2 separate regions of the Homo sapiens genome follow, and region 1 is linked to region 2. Evidence: chromatin loops called from intact Hi-C (ENCODE). Cell type or tissue: heart left ventricle. All regions are shown on one strand. Each heading gives the region's core, and the rest is flanking DNA. Links, peaks and the distances in the headings are about the cores only.

What was found. A loop is a pair of places that touch in the nucleus more often than their neighbours do. Peaks named below come from ENCODE experiments on the same cell type or tissue, not always from the same donor. Only the 100,000 strongest peaks of a DNase experiment are listed, where the experiment ranks them.
Region 1: a loop joins it to region 2, with 6 times the contacts of the local background. A loop is called at or near these places in 4 of 110 quality-filtered maps.

What each region holds. Positions count from the first base shown.
Region 1 is chrX:81,373,263-81,383,251 of GRCh38, reverse strand. No RefSeq gene overlaps it. Among named protein-coding and RNA genes, the nearest start is that of SH3BGRL, 180 kb to the right of the region's middle. In heart left ventricle, for the core only: a CTCF peak has its summit at 5,707 (motif pointing right); no DNase peak of the experiment used is centred there.
Region 2 is chrX:81,116,050-81,126,004 of GRCh38, reverse strand. It overlaps HMGN5 (high mobility group nucleosome binding domain 5), which reads left to right. Exons shown (of 7, transcript NM_030763.3): 2 at 4,333-4,470; 3 at 6,188-6,217; 4 at 7,246-7,275; 5 at 7,520-7,573; 6 at 9,664-9,801. The coding sequence starts at 4,456. Among named protein-coding and RNA genes, the nearest start is that of HMGN5, 81 kb to the left of the region's middle. RefSeq lists an enhancer at 3,824-4,053. In heart left ventricle, for the core only: a CTCF peak has its summit at 4,995; a DNase peak (open chromatin) is centred at 4,184; H3K4me3 peaks cover 2,601 bases; H3K27ac peaks cover 349 bases.

The DNA of each region.
Region 1 (9,989 bases), core at 1,247-9,246, 260 kb before region 2:
CAGAGACCTAATTAAACTAAACAGCAAAAGAAACTATCAACAGAATAAGCAGACAACCTACCAAATGGGGAAAAAATTTGCAAACTATGCATCTGAGAAAGTTCTAATATCCAGAATCCATAAGGAACTTAAGCAAATTAACAACAACAAAAAATGCTACTCCACTAAAAAGTGGACTAAGAACATAACAGACACTTCAAAAGAAGACATACATGCCGCCAAGAAGCATATGAAAAAATGTTCGACATCACTAATCATTAGAGAAATGCATATTAAAACTGCAACGAGATACCATCTTACGCCAATCACAATGGCTATTGTCAAAAAGTCAAAAAATAACATATGCCAGTGAGGTTGCAGAGAAAAGAGAATGCTTGCACACTTCTGGAGGAAATATAAATTAGTTCAGCCACTGTGGAAAGCAGGTTGGAAATTTCTCCAAGAATTTAAAACAGAACTACCATTTGACCCAGAAATTCCATTATTGGGTATATACCCAAAGGGACATAAATTATTCTACCATAAAGACACACATGTGGCCGGGCGCGGTGGCTCACGCCTGTAATCCCAGCACTTTGGGAGGCCGAGGCGGGCGGATCACAAGGTCAGGAGATCGAGACCATCCCGGCTAACACGGTGAAACTCCGTCTCTACTAAAAATACAAAAAATTAGCCGGGCATGGTGGTGGGCGCCTGTAGTCCCAGCTACTCGGGAGGCTGAGGCAGGAGAATGGCGTGAACCCGGGAGGCGGAGATTGCAGTGAGCCGAGATCACGCCACTGTACTCCAGCCTGGGCGACAGAGTGAGACTCCGTCTCAAAAAAAAAAAAAAAAAAAAAAAAGACACACATGCACACATATGGTTATTGCAACACTATTCATAGTAACAGAGACGTTAAATCAACCTAGATGCCTATGAATGGTAAACTGGGTAAAGAAAATGTGGTACATATACACCACGGAATACTACATAGCTATAAAAAAACAATGATATTGTGTTTATTGCAGCAACATGGATAGAGCTGGAGGCTATTATCCTAAGAGAATTAACACAGGAACGGAAAACCAAATACTGCATATTCTCACTTGTAAGTGAGAGCTAAACATTGAGTACACATGGACACAAAGAAGGGAACAATACACATCAGGACCTACTGGAGGGTGGAGGGTGAGAGGAGGGTTGGGGTCAAAAAACTAGAAATAAATATCAGGAGAATATTTGTAAATTCACAAATATGTAGAAATTAAATGGCACACTCCTAAATAGCCAATGGATTAAAGAAGGAATCCCAAAATGAGTTTGAAAATATCTGTAGATTGATATAAATGAAAACACAACATACCAAAACACTAAGATACAGTGAAATCTAAAGCTTAAAGGAAAGGCTTCTTTTTAATATTCCAAAAACAATAAAGATCTCAAACAAATACCTTAACCTTTCACCCTAAGAATTAAAAATAGAAAAACAATCTAAACACAAACCAAGAGAAGGAGGAAATAATAAGTATTAGTATATAAATAAATGAAATAGAGAATAAAAACAATAGAGAAAAATCAACAAACTCAAATGTTTGTTCATTGAAAACATCAAGAAATATGGCCAAACTTTATCAACATGGACAGAGAAAAAAAGGAAAGCTGCAAACTACTAACATTAGGAATAAACAGGGAACATTGTTACTGAACTTATAAAAATAGAAAAGATGATAAGGAAATGCAATATACCATATGCCAACAAATAGGTATCTTTGAGCCAGGACAATTTGACTAAGAAAAAAAAATAAAGTAATACAGCTTGTAAATAAGAAGTAAAACTACCTCTATTTGTGGATGACAGTATGTTGTAACTAGAAAATCCTAAGGAATCCACCAAATAATAATTAAAACAATCAAACAATTTGAACAAGATTGAACTTCAACAGGATTGCAGAATACAATACCAATATTGAAAAAAAAATTGTGTTTCTCTACATTAGCAGTGAATAATCTGGAAGTAAAATTAACAAAGAGATTCTATTTATAATACTATAAAAAATAAAAGAATAAGAATTAATTTAATGGGAGAATTTCAAAACTTATTTTCTGAAAATAACAAAACATTGTTGGAAGAAATTTTAAAAGACCTAAATAAAGAAAAAGACAATAGCTCATTCATGGATTAGACAGCTTAGTGTTTTTAACATGACAATACTCTCAAATTGAAAAGCAATCCATATCAAAATCCTGGATAGCATTTTTTTGGTAGAAATTGACCAGATGATCCTTAAATTTATATGGAAGTGCACAGGACTCAGAATAGTCAAAACAGCAATATTCACAATACCCAAAATATGGAATTAACCTAAGTGCCCATCAGTGGATGAATGGATAAAGAAAACGTGATACATAAACAATGCAATATCATTCAGTCGTAAAAAAAGAATAAAATCCTGTCATTTGCAGCAACATTGATGGAACTGGAGGCCATTATGTTACGTGAAGTAAGGCAAGCACAGAAAGACAAATATTGCATGTTCCCACTCATATATAGGAACTAAAAAAGTTTATCTCATGGAGGTAGCAAGTGGAGCATTGATTACCAGAGGCCAGAAGAGGAGAGGGGAGTGGAAGAGGAGGGAACAAAAAAGGACATAAGTGTATTTATTGCCACTGAACTGTATATTTAAAATGGTAATGATGGTACGTTTTAAAAAATTAAAAATAAAAAAAGAAAATGGAGGATGGAGCCATGAGACAAGGAATGTGGCAGCTCTAGAAGCTTGAAAAGACAAAATAAATTATCTCTTAGAGCCTCCAGAAGGAACACAGTCCAGCTAACACCTTGATTTTGGCCCAGTGAGACTTGTGTCAGATCTCTAACTTACAGAACTGTAATATGATAAGTTTGTAACACTTAAAAACTATATAATCTATAGCCTTGGAAGAAATATATTTGTAGAACAGAAGCCAGCAAATTATGTTTGTAATGGACTAGAGAGTAAGTACCTTTAGTTTTGTAAGTTACATGGTCTCCATTTCAACTACCCAACTCTGTCTTTGGAGCATGAAGGCAGCCATAGACAATATGTAAAGAAATAGACATGGCTGTGTTCTAATAAAAATTTATTAATTAACACTGAAAAAAGTCAAAACAATCTTGGAAAAGAAGAAAAAGTTAAAAGAGTTATACTTTATGATTTTAAAAGGCTGCTACTAAACTAAAGCAATCAAGACTGTATAGTACTGGCATAAAGAGAAACATATAGCTCAATGAAATGGAATTAAGAATATAAGAATAAAGCCTTCATATTTAGGGTACATTGATTTTCGCCAAGGGTGTCAGGAGAATTTAATGGGGAAAGAATAGTCCTTTCAGCAAATAGTACCCTAACAACTAGATATTCTCATGCAAAACAAGGAAGTTGGACTCCTACTTCATACCATAAACAAAAATTTACTCAAAATGAATCATAGACCTAAATATAGGCACTAAAATGATAAAACACTCAGAAGAAAACATAAGTGCAAACTTTGTTATATTGGATTTGGCAAAGCCTTGTTAGACATGACAAAGCACAAGTAACCAAAGAAAAAATATATACATTGAACTTCAAAATTAAATAATTTTGTGTGTAAAAGAACATGATCAAGACAGTGAAAATATAATACATAGAATGGGAGAAAATATTTAGAAATTATATAACTGATAAAGGTATAGTATCCAGAATATGTGAAGAACTATTACTACTCAACCACAAAAAGGCAAAAAATTCAATTTATAAGTAAGAAAAAAAGTTTAGATATTTTTCTAGAAAAGATATACAGAAGGCTAACAAACACATGAAAAAATGCTCCACATCATTAGTCATCAGGGAAATGCAAATCAAAACACCATGAGATATCACTTCAGACTGACTAGAATGGCTATGATTAAAAAATGGACAATAACGAATGATGATAAAGTGGAAAAATTAGAATGCTCAAACATCGTCGATTGGAACGGAATATGGTGGAATTCTGGGAAAACCAATTTGGCATTTCCTCAAAAAGTTAAACATAGCAGTTACCATAGAACCCAGCATTTCCGCTTTTATACATATAACCAAGATAAATGAAAACATATACCCACACAAAAACTTTTACACAGATGTTCATAACTACACTATTTATAATAACAAAAAAACTGTTAAAAATCAAAATGCTCATCAACCGATACATGGGTAAACAAAATTTTGTATATTCACACAACGAAGTATTTTTCAGCCATAAAAAAGAATGAAGTACTTATAACATGCTACAACATGGATGAAACTTGAAAGCATTATACTACATGAAAAAAGCCAGTCACAAATGGCCATTTATTTCATGATTCAATTTATATGAAGTGTCCAGGAAAGACAAATTCACAGAAACAGAAAGTAGATTAGTAGTTGCCAAGAACTTGGAGGAGAGAGTAATAGGAACTGACTGTTAATGAGCATGGAGTTTATTTTTGGGGTAACCAAAATGTTCTGAAATTAGATAGTGGTGATGATTGCACAACTTTGTGACCATACTAAAAACAAATGAAACAAAAATGTACAAACAAACATTGTACATTTTAAAGTGAAACAGATGTAATTTATGGTGCGTGAATTATAAATCTGTTATTAAAAAATACTCTGGGCATCAGTAGCCAAAATTATACTATAAATAATAGTCTTGGCTGTGCCCAGTGGCTCATGCCTATAATCCCAACACTTTGAGGGGCAGAGGAGGGAGGATCCCTTGAGCCCAAGAGTTACAGACCAGCCTGGGCAACATGGTGAAAACCCCTGTCTACAAAAAATATTTTTTTCATTAGCCCAATGTGGTGGCACATGCCTGTAGTCCCAGCTACGCGGGAGGCTGAGGTGAGAGAATCACCTGTGCCAGGGAGGTTGAGGCTGCAGTGAGCCGTGAGCACCCCGTGCCACTGCACTCCAGCCTGGGCAACAGAGTGAGACCCTGTCTCAAAAAAAAATGTTGAGAATAATAGAAGCTGGCATAAGAAGCATATTTCCACCTATGAGCTTCATAGACTAGACTAGGGAGGTAAAGCATCACAGACAATAATACAGTCTTACTCCAGCTATGGTTTCTTAGAAAGGGTTCTGAGAACAGAATATCTGAAAAATGAGGGTGCATGCGTCCTTCTTTAGACTTAGAATCCTGGAAGACAGTAGCTTCCCTGCATCAACATGTTAACAGGGATGGAGGGAACTTCACATGGCACAGCATGATAAAGGGGTAGTTATATTTTCTCATACTACCAAAAAATGATGAAGTACAACAAGAGAGGGGATGGGAGAGAGAGGGAGAGAAAAAGAGAGAAATCCTGACGGGTTGTGATTTTGATTTTGAGAAGTAAATACTGCAGAGGGTGGGGGATTAGGTGAAGTGTAGTTTGGGCAAATAAAATATGTATTTGAAGCCATCTCAGCAGGTTCTAGCATAGGGGAAACATTAGCTAAAGAGAGATGGATTTCCACGCTTTAGCGGATGCCAGTATGGACAGACATTAATGACTAAGTGCCTCCTTGCAGATGCCATGATACTATTTGAGCAGCTGGAAATGTTTATGCCACACTGGGGAAAGAGGATGAGGTGAGGACAAGCTCTTGTTAGACTGAATTTGAGCCCTAAAATAACTGAGAAACCTTAAAGTTACTTGAGCTTACCCAGAATTGATTAATAGCAAATTTCAGCCACTAGGTGGACTCAAAACCCAAGGTTGAAATGAAGTTTGGTTATGGAAAAATAATGACTTTTGGAACACTTGAATAAATGGCTTACGAAAGTCAGTATTCCTGCGTAAATTCTACTAATATAGTAGAACAAATTTTAAAACTTTACTGTCAAATTTAAATGTGTAATCAAAAACTACTCATATTTTCTTCTTTCATGAATGAACTTCCAGTCCCTTATGCAAGTTTTATTTCTAGATAACAGAATCCAGGATTGGATAAGACTTCATAAAACACCTGGTCTCATGCACTCTCCTTAACTGTACCTACGCCCTCCCTGAATATCTTCAGTGACATAGAAATTCAGAATTCATAATGCAGCCCATCCTATTTTGGACTGTTCTAATTGTTCGAATATTTTTTTAATGATCCAAAATCTATCTTGAATGCCTATAAGCTGGTCCTAATTCTGGTATGATTAATTTATTTATTCCTTTGATAAATATGTAACAGACACCATGCTAGGCCTGGAAGTTGTAACAGGAAACAAGACAGGCATAGTGTAGAGGCTAAGACACACATTAAACACAGATCAAGCACCCTTATCTTTCCCTGGCTTACACAAAAGCTGTGGGTTATAAAGGAATTTAGGAGAAAGCGAATACAACAGACCACCTTTTCACAAGTAGTGCCTGTTTGTCAAGATAGTTATTGAAATAAATGGTTCATGAAATCTGAAATAGATGGGAAGGAAAGTGAAAATAGAAGGAGGCTACCATAAAGGAAAAAGTCAGAGGTATCAATGGACTAGAAGTCAAAGAACTATTATGGTAGGAGTGTTTGCATAAACACTCTGGAAGATAGGAGACTCTCATGAGAAAATAGGATGCTTGATGAAGATTAGCACATTTGGGGGTATCTTCAGTAACAACATCTCTGGAAGTTAGTCAGTACTACAGCATAATCTAACATCTTCATTTCCAACTGTTAAGGACTGAGTGTATCTCCCCCAAATTTATATGTTATAATTATACCCAATAATATGATATATTCAGAAGCAGAACTTTTGGGAGGTAATTAGAGTTAGATGAGGTCAGGTGGGTAGGGTCCTCATGATGTGATTAGTATCCTTATAAGAAGAGAGGGTGACCAGAGCTCTCTCCACCACATGAAGATACAATGAGAAGGTGGTAGTCTGAAAGCTAGGAAGAGGGCTTACTATGAACAGAATCTCTCACCTTGATCTCGGACTTCTCGCCCCCACAACTGTGAGAAAATATGTATCTGTTGTTTAAGCCATCCATCTATGTTATTTTATTATAGCAGCCCCAAAAGACTAAGACAGCAACCTAGAAACTGTTTTCTGGTGTACAAAGAAAATTGTAACCTCAAATATAATTTTCCATCATATGGATTAAATTAGTTATTTCTGGTAAATCACCTACAAATGTTGCTTGACACATAATAAGCACTCAATAGATGTTACATTATTGTTACTATCATTACTATTGTTATATTTACTTCAATCTCTAGAATGAGTTACAAGAAACTTAAGAACCTTTGGAATTTGCAGGAGGGAAAGAAAGTTAAAAAACTGCATGAATAATATTTTAACATTTGTACAGACTTTGCTGTTGGTTTACAAAGCACCTCCAAACACATTTTACATATATATATATATGTGCAGAGTATATATACATATTATATATTTTTATATATGCAGAGTATATATTTATCAATATATATGCATATATAATTTTCACAATATTCCTTTGAGGTATAAGTAGGAAAAGTAGTAACCTGATTTTACAGATGAGGCAGTGACTCCCAAAAGCTCTGATAATAGGCAATCTATAATGTGAGCCTGATTAATCTGACCTCACCTCTGATGTTCTTTTTTCTCTTCTGCCTCCCCTGATAATAATAGAGCGGAAAAAGAAACCTTAAAAAGCTAACTGGTCCAAGCTAGTCTAAGTTTAAATAGAGAGCAGGAAATCTAAAATAATTATTCAGAACTTTATCATTATTTTCTTGATTACTTTGTAAAATTCTCTTAGAGAAGCCTTCTTTCTGGCTTCTGTACCTGTTCCTCAGAACTGTGTTTTTCTGTCCTTTCCAACTGAGGAACTATTCCTATAATTAGTTGTTCTTTCCACACATGAGACTCCAACATCCTTTTCTTTCTCTTCTGCACTAGTCACTTCTTCCTAAAGGAAGACAACACTGCCTTACTCGTAGAAAATCAGCGCATAGTTTTATTTCTCTTCCATTATGCTTCTTTAACAAGTCTTGCACCATTTTGAATCAAATCCATTACAATTAGGTACGTTCCTTGTCTTATCTGTTTTAAGGGTATTAAGTATGTGATTTTGGGGGGATCATCCAAAAGTTTTGCATTGTGTCTAATAAATGCTAAAGATGAAGTCAGAAAACGGCTTGCCTGCTCAGGTTAAGCCTTTTATAGACTTTTCATAGGATACTTTTAATATTTATTCTAAGTGTGAAAAATTGTAAGAGCAAAGGACTCCCCATTCAATAAATGGTGCTGGGATAATTGGCTAGCCATATGCAGAAGATTGAAACCAGACCCCTACCTTACACTACATACAACAATCAATGCAAGATGGATTGAAGACTTAAATGTAAAACCTGAAATTGTAAAAATCCTTGGAGATAACCTAGGAAATATCAATCTGGATATAGAGCCTGGCAAAGATTTCATGATGAAGACACCAAAGCAATTGCAACAAAACAAAAATTGACAAACGTAATTTAATTAAAGAGCTTCTGCAAAGAAAAGAAACTATCAACAGCATAAACAGAAAACCTACACAGTGGCAGAAATTATTTGCAGACTGTGCATCCAACAAAGGTCTAATATCCAGAAACTATAAGGAACTTATACAAATTTACCAAAACCCCCCAAACCACCCCATTAACAAGTGGGCAAAGGACATGACCAGACACTTTTCAAAAGAAGACATACATGCGGCCAACAAGCATATGAAAAATTACTCCATATCACTAATCATTAGAGAAATACAAATCAAAGCCACAATGAGATACCATCTCACACCAGTCAGAATGACTATTATTAAAAAGTCAAAAAATGACAGATGTTGGAGAGATCGTGGAGAAAAGGGAACGCTTATTTTGTTGGTGGAAGTGTAAATTAGTTCAACCATTGTGGAAAGCGGCATGGCAATTCTTCAAAGAGCTACAAACAGAACTACCTTCCAACCCAGCAATCTCATTACTGGGTATATAACCAAAGTAATATAAATAATTCTATCATAAAGACACATGCACATGTACGTTTGCATCACTCTCCACAATAACAAAGACATAAAATCAGCCTAAATGTCCATCAACAGTAGACTAGATTAAGAAAATGTGGTACATATACACTACTGAATACTATGCAGCCATAAAAAAGAATGAGATCATTTCCTTGGCAGCAATATGGATAGAGCTGGAGGTCATGATCTTAAGCAAACTAATACAGAAAAAGAAAACCAATACTGCATGTTCTCACTTGTAAGTGGGAGCTAAACAATGAGAACACATGGATACTAGGAGAGAAACAACAGACACTGGGGCCCACTTGAGGGTGGTGGGTGGGAGGAGAGAGAGGATCACAAAAAAATTACCTACTGGTTATTACATTTATTACCTGAGTGATGAAATTATCTGTATACCAAATTCTCATGACACACAGTTTACCTACATAACAAACCTGCACATGTACTCTTGCACCTAAAATACATTTTTAAAAAAGCATAAAAATCACACCTGCATTTCCAAGTCACATTGCACTTCAACAGAGTCCAATCTTTCCCATGAAATACTGTATGAGAGATTCTGCAAAGCAAGGGTAGATGACCCTGTATCCATCTGTGTCCTTCAATATTGGGTCTCCCAATTCCTCACCTAGACCCCCAACCTCTTCAGGAAAAAAAAGTAATTGTCTTGAATTATTTTCTACTTGTTTAATGTTTCCTAATCTTATCTTCTCATTTAGAATATGCAACTCCCTCGAATAGGGGAACCCTTCTGTACCACTTACCTCCCTCAGGCTCCAACATTCATTGTTCATGGATACAGGTGAAAAGGAAAAAAAAGTTACCTTCAGCAAGTCATTTACTCTTTCTTACTCTACATTTCCTTATCTTTACAGTGAAGGAGCTAATCTAGGTCAGAAGTTCTTCACCAAATGTCTGTATTAGAAACCAGATAACTTTTCCAAGCCCAAACCTCAAAGTCAAGTTTAGTAGATCAGGGATGAGGCCAATAAAATTTATCTC
Region 2 (9,955 bases), core at 1,956-9,955:
CGCTAATTTTTGTATTTTTGGTAGAGATGGGGTTTCACCATGTTGGCCATGTTGATCTCGAACTCTTCACCTCAGGTGATCCACCCGCCTCAGCGTCCCAAAGAGCTGGGATTACAGACGCGAGCCACCACACCCAGCCAACTGCTTAAATTTTAATAGATGATCTTTCGCAAGTCATTTAAGCTCTCTGGGCTTGTGTTTATTCATCTGTATTCCAAGGGTATTGAAACTAGAAAATCTCTATTAGTATCTGCTAAACTTGAATGTCTGAAAGCCTAAAAATAGCATTCTTTTAAATTGTTACTTTAAAAGTCGGTAGAAATTTTACAAATAGAAACATAAAATGTATTATATTCCTTTTACCCCTAGAAAGCAGCTCAATTTACTTTTACCACTGGAAAAATAATCTATCTGTCATATCAGTGGCTACTCTTTAATTCAGTATTTTATTAGTCTTTGGCCTGCTGCAAATAAACATAGGACATAGGAAGATTTGGGTCACCAGAATTACAGTTTTTCCAGAGTCAGTCTCAGCTAAGTGGCATCATCAATTCAAATAAATTTCTGATATCAATCTTAAACAAGGCTCAGAAATAAGTGTATTGATGTATTTGGCTCACTGTAGACTTGGATTTATTTTACCCTCTGAAAATACCAACAAAAAAAATCTAAAACACTGTATTCTAATAATATGATAGAATTCTTGCATTATTTGCTGACAATAGTATATAGTTTTCCAATTTTTTATTTTATTAAAATACAACAGGAATAATAATGGTGTTGCATGAGGTCAAAATTAGAGATATTTTAACAGAGAAAATAAAGTATTTCTTACTAGTCAATCAGTATTTTTGAGATCCCATTGCATGCAAAGTAGTGTATCTAGAATGCTTTTAATTAATCATATATATATATAATTTTAAACTATGAATATACAGAACATTTGAAGACCTGTTTTATCTTGGCTGTTTAGCATTCCTTTTCTCATAAATACATAATATTTTCTTTTGGATTCTCTGTCAATATATCTTAATGTTGGTGCCTTTAATCCATAAATTTTCATATCTTCCTGTGTCATTTTTAACTGGTTACTAAATGGACACGTTACAGTTCCTGTAAATTTTGGGAGTGGTAGTAGGCATGCTTAATAGCCAGGTAAAATTAGGGAATTCTGTGGAGAATTGTCAGGCAATCAATTTTCCTAGTCATTAATAAATTAAAAAGAGAAACAAGCCAACGTAATCTTAGAAAAAAATAGTCCAGTAAAAAGTCTCACTTTGACAATTACACAAAAATAACCTTTTTACTCTGGAATAATTTATCAATTTTAGAAAAATATATTGGAAAAGTAGTAAATTCTACAGAAGGTATGTAGAGTGTGATGTGCTGAGTAAATATTTAGGCAAAAGGAAATAAGTATATACAAGTTTGACCCAATTTGAAGAAGTTTGATGGAGTGGTTGGGAAAAAAAGGAAAAATCAAGCTTGCTTGTGTCCTATGAGTAGTACAATCTAAATTGTATAGTATAACAGCAGGGAAGAATTTCTTAGGGCTAAAATAATTGAAGAAGGCTTTTGTCAAAGAGGTGATATTTGGATTGGGTCTAAACAGTTTGGTAAACATTTGATAGGTGAAGATATTTGAGAATGGGGCTGCAGTCAGAGGTAATAATACTGCAAAGGCAAAGAGCCTAAACAGGTTTGCTAATGTAAAGGACCGCTCTGGTTAATGGTTAGAAGGAAGAACATGAGGAAATGGGGGATTGGGGTCAAGAAACAGAAGAATGTTTCACACTTAGAAAATGTTCTTTTGCATGCATGACTATTTTTTCAATTTAATAAGATATAAATCACAGTTGCAACACGTTAGCCTTCAAGAAGAAAAAACTGGCCAAAAAAGAAAATTGCTGACAAATTTAAGAGGAGTTTTAGAGCTCACTGACCTGCACATTATGCTTTGCTTCTCTAAGCTTTACCTTCCAAGGCTCCTCAAGATAATTTGTTTCAATCCACTTGGACTAGGCACTATGTTCCCTGAACAAGTACAACCTTTTCCTGCCGCTGCATTTGCTGTAATGTAACAGTCTACCGAACTGTTCACAGGCAAGCCAAATTCCACTTCCTCAATCAAACCCTTTGCCAAGTTACCTTAGTCCTAAAAGATCCTTCCCTCCTGTTTTATTATTGAATTTAGATTGCACCATTCAGATAATACAATCAGCTTTGATTTGTAAATAGGTATGCATCTGTTTGCTCAATCCTACAAAATTATAAAATTCCTTAAAGACAGAAGCTGTGTAATGCAACTTTGCATGCTACAGGGTTTCGCATTTTCATAAGCTAGTCTACAAAAACAAAATCCGACTCACAAAATAATGCTAAATAAGAATTTGTTGAATGGATGCATTCCACTGCTGACACATTTTCATTCCCTTCATTTTTCTTCTTATCCTTATGAGGCAATCCTTATATTAAAATCAATTTTTATGCTTATCTTCTAACTGTTGGAGAATAAAATGATTGAAACATATTTAAGTTCACCCAGGAATGCTTTTACCATAAGGGCAAAAAGTGACATCAGGAACATCTAGGGATTATCCCAATAACTGTGGACGAAGGAAGCAATTTAAATATCTTTCTGATTTACTTACTTGAATTAGAATGCAGTATGAAGTTGGGGGAAGGAAACTGAGCAGCAGTCACGCAGGCTCATTCTACCTGATCTATGTAATTCCATACTATCAGTGCTGGGGAAGAATGGGCAATAATAATAATAATAATGATATAAATATATAACAAAATAAAAATAATATAGCAATAGTAAATATAATAATTACAATGGGTTATTCTGTTAGGCTGTATTTTTGCTTGAAGGGATGGTTTGGCACTCTGTAGCAGATACAGTGTTTATCTCTTAAACTGATTATTCCAAATTTTTTAACCTACATAAACACAAATGAATTCTTCCTAAAGTAACTGTTCAAAAGGTTAAATTTCTTTTTTGATTAACCCTCCAGGATAAGGATTTGGGTTGTTGTTTGGGAGCACTTTTATACACAGGTAGCTCTTACAACAACCACATCAAGGCGCCTCTGAGAAAGGGCGGTGGGGAATTAGATCCTCTATTTTAATCATATTTATTCCCAAGTAATTTATTCATCAATCTCCACCTCAACCCTGAAAACTTTAGGTCTCAGAAACTGACACTGAAAGGCACCTATAAGCCTCTCTTACAGTCGAAAGTCACCTAAATATGGCTGGGACTAGAGTGACGCTATGGAGACATTCTCCTTTGGCAAAAATTTTAAAGGGCCGCCTAGAAACTCAGTAATGAAGATACTTAATATTTTTAGACAATCTTTTTAAATATCAAAATTCTTGCAAAAAAGTCCATGATGAACAAAATATCAAAAATTTAAATAAAGACAGGATCATACCCTGCACTTGCGTGACTCACCTCACTCGCCTCATCCTAGTCTCCTGGGTTTTTGTCACAAGCTTAAATTTTGTGCCTGAGGCGAGTACCTCAATGGCTTTATGCTAGTCTAGGTTCTGAGTCCTAAACACTTTCGTGGATAGCACCTTCTTGAGTCCTTTCACTAAATGCAACCTTCAGATTAAAAATCTATTCTCAGTGTTTTTCATTTGGATAGACCTCTGCTATTACACATTTCCCTCGGAGTCCCGCTGAATTCTTCGTATACCTCCTCCAAGTGGGATAACGGTATAGCTCCCGGTTTTGTCGCTACTCTACACCTGCGGAAAACACGCCATTTTGGCACCCTCCTCTTGCCAGCACCACAGTTCTGCTTTGGCAGGATGTTCCCACACCAGAGAAACATCTCCACTCTTTTGCGCTTTCTGAATGAATGTTCTTGTCGGTTCAACACCATCCCGCCAAAGGTGGCAGGGAAAGACCGGAGCCCAGACTCAACTGGTCTTAAAAGCACTTATCCCGCTAGGAATAGGGAAGGGTGGCGGGTTTGGAGGCTGTGAAGAAAGCAACTGTTGTGGCTTTCGCCTGTCATTATAACATAAAAGAAAAAAAAACTGATCAAGTCAGCTCTGGCTTTCCTGCTGTTCTTATTCCTGATCGCTTAGCCCTTGCTAAGTTCGCGTGCTCCGCCACTACACCAGCGGTTAGAGCCGACAGGGAACGAGGGCTTCGGGCAAGTTCGCGGGCCACGCCCCTCAAAGCCGGCTGCCTCTTCTTATTGGCCTGAGAGCCTGTCACTCCAATGTGGCTCCCACTCCGGTTAACCATTCACGTAGTTTGGTTGCGTCTTGGCGTGTTTAATGTTGCCAATAACGAGGGATTTTTTTTTTTTCCAGAGGAGAGTACAGGTCGTGCTGCAGTTAGTTCATTGAAAACTCATTTGCTCTTGGAGCAGTCAGGCAGTGACTGCCTTCGGCTTTTTTTCTGCTGACTAAGATCTCCTATAGAGAGCTACAACAATGCCCAAAAGAAAGGTAAGTGAAATGGAAAGACAGACGGGGAATGAGCTGCTGAGTTACCTATTTCCTAATAGGAAGAATTTATTTGTTTGTTTGGTTTTTTTTAAAGCTTTTTGGCTTCTTCCATTTTGTGATGTAATGAAACGGAAAGGGGTAGAAGGGCAAAGAGCAGTCGGTGTAAGGTTTAGGATGGTCTTGCATGCAACTGGTAGTTCACTTTTGGAGTGTTCTGTTTAAGGAGAGAATCTCTTGAAAGGTGTCTCCATGCTGAATTACAAACAGCCATAGCGCTGGGCTGTCGCTTCCTACCCCAACCCCCTTCCTCCGCTTACCCTATTGGAGAACACTTCTCCCAACCATACTTCAGTTTCCTCCTCTGCCACCGGCTTTTCTCGGGGAACCGTCCCGTCTGGGGAACGAAAGCCATGGCTTTCTCCTGTATTTGCCTTTGTTCTTCCCGTTTTCTTTTTTCTTTTTTTTTTTTCCTTCCCTCCTCCTCCACTTCTTGTCAGGCCAGATGGCTATGCAATGGTAATCCTGTGCCATTAGGCGGCGCAGACTTCAAACTGTCCTAGAGAACAGAGATTCACCGCTGTAATTAGAAACTTTAGGGGTGAGAAAGCTGGACCTTTCCAAGCTCTTTAGCTAAAGATGGGAAGATTATAAGGAGACAGCGTCGGATAAACTTGCTGATGTTGGGGTAGCATGGATTTGTTCACTTTAGTAGTGCAGAATTGATCTGAGCCTTTCGAGCTCCACAGGTCTTCTGCAAACCCTCACTTCACAATTCCTGGCTCCTCGCAGACAGGAAACAAGTTCACGCTCGGCGTTTTTTTCTTAGTCCCCTAGAAGTGAAATCGAACGCTGTTTCATTGCTTGGTAAAACCGTATAACACTATGCTAAGACATTATGATTGTTTTTGGATTATTCCTATAAACAACTCCGCCTTCCTTATTCCTAAAACATAGGAATAATACTGAAATTCCCCCGTGCTCTGTGGCTGTCTGAATCGTGCAATAGCTTGATAATTCTCAGGCTAAAGGGCTGCTCAGATATGGAAAACAACTGTTTCTAATCACCATCCCCCCTTCCTGAGATTCCCGCCACTGTGCTTTTCTATACTTGTGCAGTAGGTCTTGCTGTTTTCCAGAGCTGACAGCAACCTTAAAGCAGGTAGTGGCGGGAAGTTTTAAAATCGGCGGCCAGTTTCTTAGAATAAAGCATTGACTTTGTAACAAAGAGGTCTCCCCAAGAAAACACTGTGGGGGCTGTAATTCTTGCATGCAAAACTTGGAGAAAATAGTCCAGAATCAGTGGAGAGGATAAGATAGGTACAATTGCATGGCAAACATAAGGCAAGAAAGCGAAATTGCATGAAGCTCCGCCTTCATTTGACCCACCCCCACATTTTTGGCTTTTACATTATCTAAAGCAGGTGGATTTCAAAATTACAAAGGTTTGCTTTTAGGAGATGCAATTTACACAAAAGGATGAAATTAACTATCAATTGTGTAAAAGTATGTCTTGTGCATGCACTTGCATCTTGGTGCACATTAGTAAAACAGCAGTATGTAGCATGGTTCCTAAGAAACAACACGTGTCTACTTGAGCAGGAACCCAGGAGAAAGTAATAAGCAATTATATTGAAATTTGTAATCCGCAGGCAGTATTTTCTGATTTATGTGTTTATATCAATGACCTTATTTCTGTGTGGTTTTCTCCTCTGTGTAGGCTGCAGGTCAAGGTGATATGAGGCAGGAGGTGAGTTTCTTTAGTCTTAGCATCTATTAGGAAAAACCACTCGTTTTATAAACTTGACATAAGCAGCTAAAAAATAGATGCTGGTTGGTATATTTGTACAATATGAGTTCCAATATGGTATACCAGTGGGATCTCTCAAAAATATATATCCGAATTTCAGAAGAGAGGACTTTTTAAAATTGCCATTCAGAATAAAAGAAAAGGCTTTTTCACTTTTTTTTATAGAAATGATGGTACGGAAATATTCTTGACAATAGAGATGTGCTAATATTTTATTTGGGTGTTTTGTGGGTTAGACTATGATTTGGTGTGTGTACTTTACAGGCTTACATGTTGCTTACTTTAGAAAGTTGAGGCTCTAAATGACTGTTCACATATGTGAAACATTTCTTAAAGTACTATATAGTTTTTGTTATTGCATTAAATATATATTGTTCTAACTCCTAGAGTATGCCATCTTCTATATGTCCTACAAAGCGAGAATCATTGTTGTGCGACAATTATATTAAAGAAACCTCTCAGTTTACCTTTATGGCCTTGTTAATCTAATATTTTGGTCAATGCATATTATTAATTTTAATCTAATTAATGCACAATAAAAATATACTGAGTGTGAAAAAAATGTATATATAGTAAGTATTAAAAACTGCAAGCTTCTTCGAATTTAAGACCTTATTGTGCTTGTTCAGATGTGGAGAGAACTTCTTCCTTTTAAGCAAAATAATTGCTTTGTCATTTGGCAAGAAAAGGCTATATTTTCATTTCTAAATGTGCTCCTTGTTACTAGCTACTGTGTTAATTTAGCCTAGCTGCTTAAGCTTAATTTGGGACTTTTTCCTTAGTATGTAAAGTGTTCAGAGGACGGAAAAATCAAAACTTATATTTCTCTTGTATTTTCTAACCAAATTCACAATTACTTAATGACAATATTTATGTATTGTTACACCAAATATTTTGACCTCAATAAAAATAATTCTAGCTTTTTGTATCCATAATTCTCTTAACAGATTTTTGTTTTTAACTTATAGCCAAAGAGAAGATCTGCCAGGTTGTCTGCTGTAAGTAATCTTTTCAAAAAGCAGCCCATGTATTGTGAAACGTCATTTTAAAATTTAGGGAATCCTAAAATATTCAATACACGATTTATTTTTGAAGTTTTAAGAAAAACTTTCACACCAAGGAAATGTATTTTTTTTCCTAATACTCATTTATTTTAATTCAGAGGTTGGATTTCATTTTTAGCGTTCTTTCTTCAAATATGATTTTTTTCCTTTTCTTTTCTTTTCCCACAACTTGAAGCAGATGCTTGTGCCAGTTACACCAGAGGTGAAGCCTAAAAGAACATCAAGTTCAAGGGTAAATATTCAACGTAGAATATTGAAATAAATTTGCTTTTTTTTTCAAAAATAATTTTTGAAATGGCATACAGCTGATCATTTTACTTTGCTTATATTTTGTTCAGTTAGTAATATATTATATTCTATCATATGATACATGTAAACCCCTTGGGTGGGGATTATTTGTTCTGTTTTGTGATTGTCCACAGTGTTTTGACATTTTCACTGGGTAGAGACAAAACAATTTCAGTTGGATAGGCCCATTAAATGTACATGCCTTTGCTATCATATAGTGACAATACTGTTTCCCTGGGAAAACAAAAGGTGAAAACAGTAGTAACCCCAAAGTTGTGCTTTGTAATAAAAGTAGTAACTAACATTTGATAATATTTTACAGTTGGCAAAGTATATAAGATTATATATAATTATATATATAATATATGTAAGATGTATTTGCATATGTTAATTTTAAATGGACACAATTGATTTTGTATGGACTTATATACTCTGGTGTTATGGCTAAAGGCATGTAGAAATAGATATAATCTCAATATTTAGTTTACTGCTAATTGCTTAATACATAAGAATATTGATTGAATTCCTGAAATCATAAAAGGTTAAAGCTATGAGAAACATTAGAGAGCATCTAATCCTATCACTTTGTAGTTGAAGAAAGTATAAACTGTCATTATGTTCATAAATGAAATCCTTTATTAAAAAATATTGCTAAACTTAGGGAAATTGAAGTTTTAGTAATAATTGATATATTTAATGGTGACAAAAGAAAAGAAGGTTTTTTTTTCTGCATTTTACTTTTCAAGTCCACTATTATATAAGGTTAAATATTCAACTTACTAGTTTTTAAAACAGTAAATACAGCATATTTTCTTTTAAAAAGAAAAGTAAGGCCAGACGTGGTGGCTTACACCTGTAATCTGAGTACTCTGGAAGGTTGAGATGGGCAGATTGCTTGAACGTAGGAGTTTGAGACCAGCCTGGGCAACATAGAAAATCACCATCACCACAGAAAATACAAAAATTAGCCGGGCATGCCTGTAGTCCCAGCTGCTTGGGAGGCTGTTGTGGGAGGATTGCTTGAGCCTGGGAGGAGGAGGTTGCAGTGAGCAGAGATTGCCTCACTCCAGCCTGGGCGACAGAGGGAGTCCCTGTCTCAAAAAAAAAAAAAAAAACGGAAAAAAAAGAAAAGAAAAGAAAAATAGGGCTAGACTAAAACATATACTATATAACCATAGACTTTACCCTCCTTGGCTCTGTTTCTCATGTGTTAAAAGAGTAATAACTTATATCTAAATTACAAATTACAGTTTCTAAAGCATTTTTTTCATGTGTTTTCTCATTTTCTCCTTGTAACATCCCCGTGAGGTGGGTGGTATTACTCTCTTTTTATATATGAAAATAACAGCCTCAAAGATACTTATGCCTTTGCTCAAGATCACATCACATAAGTGGCAGATCTAGAATTCAAACACAGGTTTTCCGGCCCCTCAATCCAGTGGTCTTTCTATTACATACACAGGTAGGCAAAAATTTTCTTGGTGAAGTCGTCATGAATCAGGGCATTCCAAACTTGTAGATACAAAGATTGAAACACTTACATCACCATAAGGTCTTTTAAAAATATATCTAAATTGTTGTTCTCACTAACAGCATTTCTCTTAATTATTACCAATGGAGGCGTAACGATCAACAAAACCCTGTTCCTTATTAATTAGACTTGACAGAAATAAACTGACCCTCTCTAGACAGAGGGAATTAATTGATCAGTCTAACCTGATGCCAGCAGTTTGTCCTTGGCAGCAACTAGTCAGCATTCTAACTGGTTGCCTCTCATCTATATCACTCAACTTAAAAGGAAATTTATTTTGTTTATATCAAGGGAACATTGTTCATTTTTAATCCTGCTTTAGGCTTACAATGAAATTTACAATGAAGATATTATATGATAATTTTGTTGATACCAGATTTATATGTGATACTTTAAAGAGTTTGCATAAATTATTACAACAGCTGGTAAAATAATTGTGACCATTTAATCAACACAGCAGTTAAATTGTATATTTACTTTCATTGTTTTATATTGCTTGGCAGAAAATGAAGACAAAAAGTGATATGATGGAAGAAAACATAGATACAAGTGCCCAAGCAGTTGCTGAAACCAAGCAAGAAGCAGTTGTTGAAGAAGACTACAATGAAAATGCTAAAAATGGAGAAGCCAAAATTACAGAGGTATTTTCTAATGTTAACAGTTTTATCTATTTGAAAGTTTAACAATGGGTACAACTGAAAGAAATCCTATTTGCCTTTTAGTTTATAAGTTGGAAAAAAATTAAGTGAGCAGTGGTTCTATAGTATAATGGTATCTAAGAGGAAAATAAAATTA